2 separate regions of the Homo sapiens genome follow, and region 2 is linked to region 1. A link is an interaction called in ENCODE POLR2A ChIA-PET data of the cell type or tissue named here. Cell type or tissue: IMR-90. All regions are shown on one strand. Each heading gives the region's core, and the rest is flanking DNA. Links, peaks and the distances in the headings are about the cores only. Region 1 overlaps TARBP1 (tRNA guanosine 2 -O-methyltransferase TARBP1). Region 2 has its middle 8.3 kb from the start of TARBP1.

Region 1 (5,376 bases), core at 278-5,277:
AGGCGTGCGCCACCACACCTGGCTAATTTTTGTATTTTTAGTAAAGACGGGGTTTTGCCACGTTGGCCAGGCTTGTCTCGAGCTCCTGACCTCACGTGATCCGCCCGCCTCAGCCTCTCAAAGTGGTGGGATCACAGGCATGAGCCACCCCGCCTGGCCAGATTTCCCAACAATTAAAAGTTGCCAGGTAATCAAAATTTTAAACACTGTATGAACCAAACAAACCGTTTCTGAGGCAGATGTGGCTCCAGGCTACCGTTTTGTACCTTCTCTTCTACATCTGTCAGATTTTCTCATTCTTACTCTTGATATTTAAGAAGGTTCAAAAATATTTTTGACTGAAGGAATAAAGAGCCAAAAATCTAATTGTGAATACAACTCTCATGTTCCTCATGTGCTGAAGCTCACACACATGAAAAGAAAAGCAAAAAGAAAAGAAAGTTAGTTACCTCTTTTATTTTGAAATATGCCTGGCCCTTGATTTTGGCAGCAATGGTAAGAACTTTGTTATCAAAAACAAACTGAACAAAAGCTTTTAAATTAGCCCAGAATATCAGCTGAGTGTTGCTTAAAGAAGATATAATTTTCCACGCCATGTCAAAAGACTCTATGCAGAGTGATTCAGAGGAAGTCAGAAGCTGGTAGGAAAAAAAAAAATACATACTTATTTCAAAAACTTGATCGCCACTCCTATAGTTACTGTTCAATTCATGTTTCACTCTATCTTACCTTGGGAACCAACACTTTCAAGCAATGGAACACTGGTAAAACTTGATCAGAAGAAAGAACTGTGAGGGCTTCTAGTGCAGACTGCAAAGTCCTTATTGGCATCTGAACGGCAGGTAGAAACGGTTCCAGAATTTCACTCCCTGTGGTTGGTATAAGGGTGTGATATTTTTTCAACAGGAAAGAGAGGCACACCCATTGATCATGAATATATTGTGCAACTATTTTTCCCCATCCTTGGGAAGATGACGATTCTTCCAAAACACTGAAATAAAAAATAAAGTTACTAGGCCATACTTCCCCAATTTGCCTCCACGTCTTTTGCACGTAGCACACTATCCTTTCTAAAGGTGGGGGGGGGGGGGCAGTGTACAGATATAAATGGTCATTATCAAACAGCCTATCTACCAAAAACTAAGGAAACCACATAAACCTTAATTTTCTAACTTCTCTGAAAGTAGGTACTTTTGCTCATCTGAAATGATTCAGTGAAAACTAGATGCAGAAAAGTCAGCAAGTCTCCAGTAACAGAGATGAATAATGTTATACCACACTTTCATCCTGAATGGAGCTTCAGCCCCAAAATTCTATAACTTTATAAGCAATGTTGGGCAATCATGAACTCACGGTGACAACAACAGAAATGGATTTTTAAGCCTTAACCTTCCCTGTACCTGCTGCACTCCAAGGGGTGAGCATAACTGCTCTGCTCCTCTGCGTGGGGCTTCTGCAGCGTCTGATTGAGCTGAAGAGAGGAAAGGAAGCTTTCCAGGGGCCCAGCATGGAGAGAGTCCAGCTGCAGCTCAGGCTTCTGGTCTATGGCCTCACACACCATGGCCAAGGCAGCCATGCTCACTACTCTCTGAATCTGACTTCCAACTGTTGGCTCCTGAAAAGGAAATGTGACAATGTTTTATTTAATATGCACAAGTCTTAATCAGTAATGACCTCAGTTGCCAGTCTATGGAAAGCTCAAGCTCTCCTTTTCCCTCTTCCTGCCTGCTCCTGAATATCAGGAGAAATAAAAGGAAATCCAGTACACATCATTCACTTCCACTACTTCTCTACAGATTGGCAGTGAACAATTTTAAAGTAGCAATAAGAACTCAGCAATTTAGATTAAGACAACAATGGGATCTTTTCATCTGGTAAACAGGTACCTGGAACTAGTACATGACAGATTCGCTACGTACAGAACCCAAAGCTGTGTGTAAGTCCTTCTTGACCTTTCTCCTACTCGCATACACATCTGCATGCAGCATTCCTATGGGTGAGCCTTATTTTAACTGTCTGCTGAAACATGTTAAAAAAAAAAATAAAAGGCTCCAGGTTACAAATAATTCCTTCTATCAGCTGCACGCTACTTTTGGAGAAGTCACGTAGTCCAGCAGTTAAGAGCTGGACTCAGGAACCACAAAGCCCAGGTCTGAATCCTAGCTCTGTGCTACTACCAGTATGAGTGTAGACATACTACACCTTAGTTTTCTCATCTGTAAAATGGGGACAGTAACAGAATCTACTTCACGGGGTTATTGTGAAGATTAAGCAAATGGGTTACTGCATGTAAAACACTTGGAACTCTACACGTAGGAAAGGAGGGTAGCCAAGACAACCTGGTCTATACTTAAAGAGAAAATCGACAATCTCTCACCAAGCTAGGAGTGCAGGCAAGAAGTCAGACACAGAAAACAACAGCACTGAGAGATTACAGCAGTTCCCTCAAATACTGCCAACCAGTAATGTCTGTATCAGAAAGGAAATTTCTACTTATTCCATACCCCTCTTTCACTCTCCAAAAATAAATCAACCATCTCTACAGAAAAATTTTACATATCAACACTGCCAACATATGAAATAGAATTTAGTGTTACCTTTGAGCCAACTATCGTCCCTGCTAACCTTAATGTAATTCAGTGAATTACTAAAGGAAGCCGATTTTTAAGAATAAGAGTTACTGTGGCATGGTTCATGGTTTGGTTGTATATTTAGAACTCACAATGTTCTTTCATAACACTAACAGACTAATAGGTACTAGACAGGATGCTGAAATATTAATCATCGTCTTTATCATTTCCTCCTAGAATTAAATTATTAAAGCAATCGAGTATCTTCTTTGTTTTTCTTAGTAGCCTGGATTAGTTACACTGATTGAGTTCAACTTATTAAACACTTACCACATGTTAAGTGAAAATGGCTAACTTTTATTGAGGACTGTCTATCTGCCAGGTACAGTTCTAAAGACTTAACATGAATGAGCTTTCTTTAATTCCCACATCAACTCTATAATCCCCATTTTGCAGGTGCAGTAAATGAGACACAGAGGGGTTAAATAATGTAGGTCACACAGCAAAAATAAAGCCAGAATTCAAACCCAGCAACTCTAACTCCAAAGCCTGTGCTCTTCATTACTAAGCCTTATTGTGCCATGTTTAAGAAATGCCTTGGCCAGGCGTGGTGGCTCACGCCTGTAATCCCAGCACTTTGGGAGGCCGAGGTGGGTGGATCACCTAGGTCAGGAGTTCGAAACCAGCCTGGCCAACATGGTGAAACTCCATCTCTACTAAACACACAAAAATTAGCCAGGCATGGTGGCGGGCACCTACAATCCCAGCTACTCAGGAGGCTGAGGCAGGAGAATCGCTTGAACCTGGGGGGCCAAGGTTGCAGTGAGCCAACTGCACAACTGCATTCCAGACTTGGCAAAAGAGCGAAACTCCGTCTCCAAAAAAAAAAAAAAAAAGCCTTGAGGCCAGGCACGGTGGCTCACACCTACAATCCCAGAACTTCAGGAGGCTGAGGCAGGCAAATTGCTTGAAGTCAAGAGTTCGAGACCACCCTGGCCAACATGGCAAAACCCCAACTCTACTAAAAATACAAAAATTAGCCGGGCATGGTGGCACACGCCTGTAGTCCCAGCTACTCGGGAGGTTGAGATAGGAGAACTGCTTGAACCCAGGAGGCTGAGACTGCAGTGAGCCAAGATCACGCCACTGCACTCGGTCTGGGTGACAGAGCGAGACTCTGTTCAAAAATATATATATATAGGAAAAGATATATATGCATACATTACTCCAAAAACAAGAAAGATGGAAATACACACTACAAGTGAGGCATAAAGAGCAACAGGAAGATGAAAGAGAGTGAGATACTAATCGAAGAAGACCTCTAAGAGAAAAGAGATTCCAGTTGGTCCATAAAAGGGGAGACCAGATGCTGCCAAGTGTATGCTGGAGGAGAGGGCACTCATTCTCCACGGAGGGACCAGACTGAATGACAGCCTCCATGAGGAAGATAGGACACATGCTTGTGATTTGTAAAACTCTAAGTAGCCTAGAGTGGCTGCAACGTCACGGCACTGTGGGAAGGAGGGGGAAAGGCATTAGACAGTGGACAGCTAGGCTGAAAAATGAGGTAGGAAGCCAAGCATGGAGGGCAATGATGTCAGACTATAAAATGTCCTTTACTGGACACGTTTGGGCAAAAGACCTAGTACAGGTGAAATGTCTATATCTAAATGATTTTAAGATGATGCCTCTTATATGTTTAATATTATATTAAGAGTATCACCTGTAATCCCAGCACTTTGGGAGGCCAAGGCAGGCGGATCACGAGGTCAGGAGTTCGAGACTAGCCTGGTTAACATGGTAAAACCCGTCTCCACTAAAAAATAGAAAAATTAGCCAGCCATGGTGGCACACACCTGTAATCCCAGCTACTCAGGAGGCTGAGGCAGGAGAATCACTTGAACCCAGGAGGTGGAGGTTGCAGTGAGCCAAGATGGTACCACTGCACCCCAGCCTGGGTGACAGAGCCAGACTCCATCTCCAAAAAACAAAAAGTATCAATCTTAACTACATCTTATCACTAGAGGGTATATTTTAAAACTGAATTTTAGTTAACGCTTTGTATGGTATCAAAATAGTGTATAAGAACTGAATATGTATTCCCTGTATGCCTTATTCAAGATAACTACAAACCTTGAATCAAAGAGGCTTACCTGTCCACTGTCCATCTCTTGAAGATGCTGAATGGATGCATTTTTCAAAAGAGAAATAACTCTCCAGATAGGGTTACCCCTTTTCCACCCAACCTTCAAATGCAGATTTATAAGCTCAGTTAACACCATCAGGTATAAATGGCAACGATCCAGATCTGAAACCTAAGACAAGGATTAAAACACTTAAGGGTACAAGCAAGGTCCATGATTTTCACAAAACTACAAGCCTTCAGGCAGGAGAAGTTTACTTAAAGGACCACAACAAGACACTGATGAGAAAATAAGTTCTTTTCTCCAAGCAGCCTTCCATAACCTCCCACGCAGAGCTAAGGACTTCCTTCTCTGTGCTTACACAGTGACTGTGCATTCAGCACAATTATGGTGCATTTCACAGTTGAGTCATCTGTCTCCCTACCTATGAGGGAGACCTTAGATGGCAGAAATTACCATCTACCAATTCTTATGTCCCTAGGGCTAGTACATCATAAATAATAATGATAATGGTTATAGCAATGACTACTTCCACTGTTTACAAAAATCACTTCTCACAAAAAAGATCACTGTCCCACTTTCATAAGACAACTAAGTTTCAGAGAGGTTAAACAACTTAAATGCACATTTTTTGACTCATAAACCCAGAAAAAAATGGGTTC
Region 2 (5,376 bases), core at 196-5,195, 56 kb after region 1:
GGTTGCAGTGAGCTGAGATTACCCCACTGCACTCCAGCCTGGGCGACAGAGTGAGACTCCATCTCAAAAAAAAAAAAAAAAAAAAAATACCCCCCCCCCGCAAAAAAATTGGGATTTGGTTTTAATTCATTTGTATACTAAATATCAACATTATTACCAGAAGCATGTTAGTTACTCAATAAGTACTTAACCTGGATGAATAAAAATTCAGCATTTTATAGTGATAGAATTCTAAGTTAATCAGCTGGAAAATTTCTAGTGACATAATTACCCTTGAAACATGAACATTTGCAAGCTGAAATCGTTGTGGCCTGGTTCAACATGAAACAATACGCAGCTTTGATACACAGAGGCGATCCAGCGTGTGAACAGCCAGCTACCCCTCCGCATCCTCATGGAGATGAATAGTTGCATTGGAAGCCATATGTGAATAGGATTTAGAATAGTTTTCTTTCCTCATTCCTTGCAATTTTCCTGCTTCATCCATAGATGAATTAGGGTCGTGACTGTTATTTTAACATCAAAAGCAGGTGTACTATGGATGAGTGTCTGAGTTTTCCTCCCTTTAAAGTAGTAGAGTTTAGTTACTTCAGTCTAGCTCACGTATCCCTTACACCAGGGGTCCCTAACCCCTGGGCCATGAACCGCTACCCCTCCGTGACCTGTTAGGAACCAGGCTGCACAGGAGAAGGTGAGCTGCAGGCGAGTGGGCATTATCACCTGAGCTCCGCCTCCTATCAAATCAGCAGCGGCCTTAGATTGTCTTACCACCTGAGCTCCGCCTCCTATCAAATCAGCAGCCACCCCCACCTTCCCGGCTCCATGGAAAAATTGTCTTCCACGAAACCTGGTCCCTGGTGCCAAAAAGGTTGAGGACTGCTGCCGTACACCCAAAGTCAGCCGCATCCTCTGTTTCCTCGGGCAACAAATATGTACAGTTTTTAAAAAGAGGCCTGTGCTCTGGGCACGGTGGCTCATGCCTGTAATCCCAGCACTTTGTGAGGCCGAGGCATGCGGATCACCTGAGGTCAGGAGTTCGAGATCAGCCTGACCAATATAATGAAACCCCGTCTCTACTAAAAATACAAAAATTAGCCGTTCATGGTGGCATGCACCTGTAATCCCAGCTACTCGGGAGGCTGAGACAGGAGACTCGCTTGAACCCAGGAGGCGGAGGTTGCAGGGAGCCAAGATCGCGCCATTGCACTTCAGCCTGGGCAACAAGAGCAAAACTCCGTCTCAAAAATAAAAATCAAATCAAATCAAATCAAATAAAAAAGAAGCCTGTGCTTTTGTCATCCTGGATGGGAACGTCCAGCAGGGGCCTCCGAGAAGTCATTTTCTGCCCTGAGATCCCTCCTCCACCTCTGCATCCCACAGCTCTGACTACACTGGTTCCAACAAACTTAGAATGTAGAGGTGTTATTGACTACACCTTATATTTTAAAACTCACCATAAGGTGTCTAAAAATGGCTTTTTATTTCCTTCTGATCTGAAATGGTGCACCTATAGATGTGATTGCTCTGCTGCATCTCTGACTTTAATTCTGACTCTTCTCACTTTCCCAACTTGAAATGGACACTGCTTCCTTCTTAGTAAGGGTAATGGAGAAAGGAGCAAGAGTAAAAGGGAAATAGAAAGCATAAGTCAGGGAAGCTGATCCAGATAAATGTTCTTTCAAATGTCTCCTTCCTTCACGAGTGTTTGCATGGGGCCAGCCATGGTGGCTCTTGCCTGTAATCCCAGCACTGTGAGGCAGAAGCAGGAAGATCCCTTGAGGCCAGGAATTTGAGGCCAGCCTGGGCAACATAGGGAGACCCTGTCTCTACCCCAAAAAAAGAAAGCTGGGTGTGGTGGTATGTGCCCGTAGTCCCAGCTACTTGGGAGCCTGAGGCAAAAGGATCACTTGAGCCCAGGAGATTGAGGCTGCAGTGAGCTGTGATTACACCACTGCATTCCAGCCTGGGTAACAGAGTGAGACCCTGTCTCTACAAAAAAGAAAAAGAGCATTTGCATGGACTCACTGTTTGGGATTTTCAAGGCACACACTGCAGGTGCTTAACAGTCTTTTGTAATACCATGAGGGAAGCACTGGGCAAGGGCGCCATGGCACTGTGAGGGCTATAGGACTACGTAATGAATGATAACAATGTTGACCTGAGAGAGGTACACAGAGCTCCAACCCCACTGAAAAGATGCTTCTTAAATGCACAAATCTTGCATGCGTTCATGGTCCAGAATGCACAGGCAGTTGCATAACCAAAAACTAGCATCTGTTCAGAAGCTGACATTTCTCTGGACATTAGATGGTGCTGTTGTCAGCGCAGTGTGCTTTTTCCATCCTTTCAACTAAATGTTCATAGTTGCAAAGTGGAAAACAAGTATAAAAAGAAAGGAAATAGCAATTACATAGCAAGACTTCAGCTATAGCTTTCAGCTGTTTACGTCTAAGGCTCTAAGAAAGGGAAGGAGATTCTTGATAGGCTCTGTCTGAAATTTTTGCCTTCTGATGTTCCCCCGAAAGCCCTCAGAGAACCTCCGTGGAAAAATGCAGCTGCAGAATCATTAACACGTTTATGTTAAGTGCGATATCTAGAAAACTCAAATTCCCAGTGAGGATCTGTGGCAGACACCATTCATTATTAACCCCACAACCATCCTCCCTTCTCCCTCGCTGTCAAACCCTCATTTTTCTCAGGATGGCAACATACTGGCCCTTGGCCAATGGCTTATGTTTAGGCAGCAAACAGGACAAGCCTGTTCCCTGCTTCTCCAACCATCATTACAAGTCGGGCAATGGGTGCTCTCTGTGTCCTAGTCTTGGACAATGAGACATAAGCAGCAGTCTGCTAGGGATGTGTCTGGGAAAGCTTTTGCTTCTGATAAAAGGAAAGAAACCATTGTTGCCACAGTTCTCCTCTGTTCCTTCCTGCCTGATCACAGAGTGCTCTCTGGACCTATAGCTGCCAACTTGAACCCATGAGAGAACAAGCACGAGATGACAAACACCACAAGAAAAGTCGCAGGGGAGAAAACGCAGAGGGAACCTGGGTTCCTTGAAGCCATTCAACCAATGCTAGCAAATATCTATTTCTTGATAGTCTATAATATGAGAAAAATAAGTCCCTGTTTGTTCAAGCTTCCCTTGTTGAGTTTTCTATATTTCTCTCTGGTACAGGACTCCCACCCAGTTGCTTATCATTTAGTCCTGCTAGCTCCATTAGTTTTGACCACCTCCCGCTTTCCAGGGTTAGGGGCCTCTTCCTAACGGATTGCCACCATCATTTCTGCCTTGAAACTGACATTCACTGTTGCCCAGACTTGATCGTTTAGACCTATAAAGAAACAGAAACCAACAAGTAGAATCACCAGAAATCTTTAATCACTGGGAGACACATGTTCATACTGAATGCCTGGGCCTCACCCCAGACCAATTCATCTAGAAACTCTGAGTACAGGGCACAATCATCTATACATTTTTTTAAGGTTCCACAAGTGGATTGAGAACTGCTGGTCTTACTCATACGTTCCCCACTCACATGGCAGATATGCATAATAAATTGCCAAGGAAAGGAGGGAAAATAGTTAAGTATTGGGATAAGCCATCCTTTCAACATTCAGCAAATCATTCCATTATATATAGATACTGTCTCACCTTGGCTTGGTCGGCCTTGCTCTTTGGCTGATGGACATAAAGAGAAGCACGGACTACTTAGAGGTTCACTGGACTAACCAAAGGGAGGAAAGGGTGGCCCGCCCAATCTCATGGTGTCTCCAAGACCATGTTCATATCATACTGACTGCTTCTGTGTGTGTCGCCTGAGACTCCAGTAAAACTGCTATGAACAATTGGAGTCACCAAATTTCCCATCAGTTTGTCTTTTAAACACAATCTAAAAGCATTTTAAAAAGAAAAAAAAAGTTCTTATTTCTGCTACTAGCTACTTTCATTTCCTTTTTTTTTTTTTGCTTTTCTGCAAACAAACCAAAAAAAAGCCTATGCTTAAGTGGGCTGCACCGTGTCAGTATCTGTAAGGTAATCCATGGAGGCTCCTTCTGGTCCTGGGTCTGGCTTCTTTAGTCTTCAGTCAAATCCATAAGGGTTTGGCAGGCAGAGAATGCAGGATTAAGCCTGCCCATCCAGCCTGCTTCTGAGGCAAAATCAGAATTCTCAGGCTCTCTGCCACTGTCAGAATCGCTCACTCTTCTGCTTCTGACAGAGGAAAGAGATGGCAATAGATTCAGTCACACAAGGATTCCTGTTAAATGATGAATTGTGATGCCATAGAAGGCCGCACATCACTGCGGGGAGAAGTCAAAGCCCAGGGAGTTCTCGCCAGTGTGAGCACGCCAGAGGGGCCTTTAATAGCTGCATTTGCAATAAAGAAGGAGGTGAAATCCATTACCGGCTGTCTTTATTTTGCTAGCCCACTGATAAGCGATTGAAGTCTAGAGAAAGCGCTTCCAAGCACGTTTTACCTGCTCCATTTAGCCAGAGACTTGGACATATCAGGCCAATCAAATCATCACCAATAGCAGGAGCTACGGAGGTACTAATAGCTTTTCCTGGAATACTGGGAATTCCCTTTCCCTACTTTGTAAGTAGGTATCCTTAGAGAGGGTCTGGCAGAGAGTTTTAAATTTTTGTACCAGGACTCAGAGCCAGAGGGCACTGACTGCCTATTAAGTAGACGTTACTGATTCCTCAGGAGGGTGTGACAGGCTCTTAAGGTGAGCTACTGAAACAGTTTTCAAGGTTTCCCACTTGAGGTAGTGTATGGGTTTTTTTTTTTTCTACTTAGGGCAAAAATGGCTTACACCTCACAAAACAGATGCCATTGGCATCAGTCCCCTCTGCAAGGCAGTTTGCAGGCTTTGTCCTAGTTCTCCTGCAGTGTGGCATCTATGTTTTCTTCCCACTTAAACATGTTGTCTGCTGGGTTCTTTCTTGGTAAATGAGGATGTTTTAGGATGACAGTAACACTATACTGGTGAACTCTTAAGTAAGACAGATTGCCCCCCATAGTGTGGGTGGGCCTCATGCAATCAGTTGAAAATGTGAATAGAACAGAAAGATCAGCCTCCCAAGCAAAGGGGAATTCCACCAACGGACAGCCTTCAAACTTCATCTGCACCATCAGCTCTCCTGGGTCTCCAGGCTGCCAGCCAATAGTGCACATTGGGACTTGCCAGCCTCTATAATCGCATGAGCCAATTCCTTGTAATAAATCTCTTTCTATATACGCATACATCTTATTGGTTCTGTTTCTCTGAAGAATTCTACTACACAAGAGTTCCCAAACTCTTACGTTCTTCTGAAGGCATTGTTTATCGAATGTCATAAAGTAAAAAGGAAAAGACATCTTTGCTGAAAG

What was found. ChIA-PET counts read pairs that join two places held together with the same protein. Peaks named below come from ENCODE experiments on the same cell type or tissue, not always from the same donor. Only the 100,000 strongest peaks of a DNase experiment are listed, where the experiment ranks them.
Region 2: POLR2A ChIA-PET joins it to region 1 with 12 read pairs; 9 of 35 experiments call an interaction of 5 or more read pairs at or near these places.

Annotation. Positions count from the first base shown.
Region 1 is chr1:234,428,687-234,434,062 of GRCh38, forward strand. It overlaps TARBP1 (tRNA guanosine 2 -O-methyltransferase TARBP1), which reads right to left. Exons shown (of 30, transcript NM_005646.4): 14 at 4,724-4,885; 15 at 1,401-1,615; 16 at 730-991; 17 at 450-638. Among named protein-coding and RNA genes, the nearest start is that of TARBP1, 48 kb to the right of the region's middle. RefSeq lists a silencer at 4,990-5,059. In IMR-90, for the core only: no CTCF peak of the experiment used is centred there; a DNase peak (open chromatin) is centred at 5,085.
Region 2 is chr1:234,484,834-234,490,209 of GRCh38, forward strand. No RefSeq gene overlaps it. Among named protein-coding and RNA genes, the nearest start is that of TARBP1, 8.3 kb to the left of the region's middle. RefSeq lists a silencer at 2,217-2,306 and an enhancer at 3,730-3,789. In IMR-90, for the core only: a CTCF peak has its summit at 2,303; a DNase peak (open chromatin) is centred at 2,318; H3K27ac peaks cover 387 bases.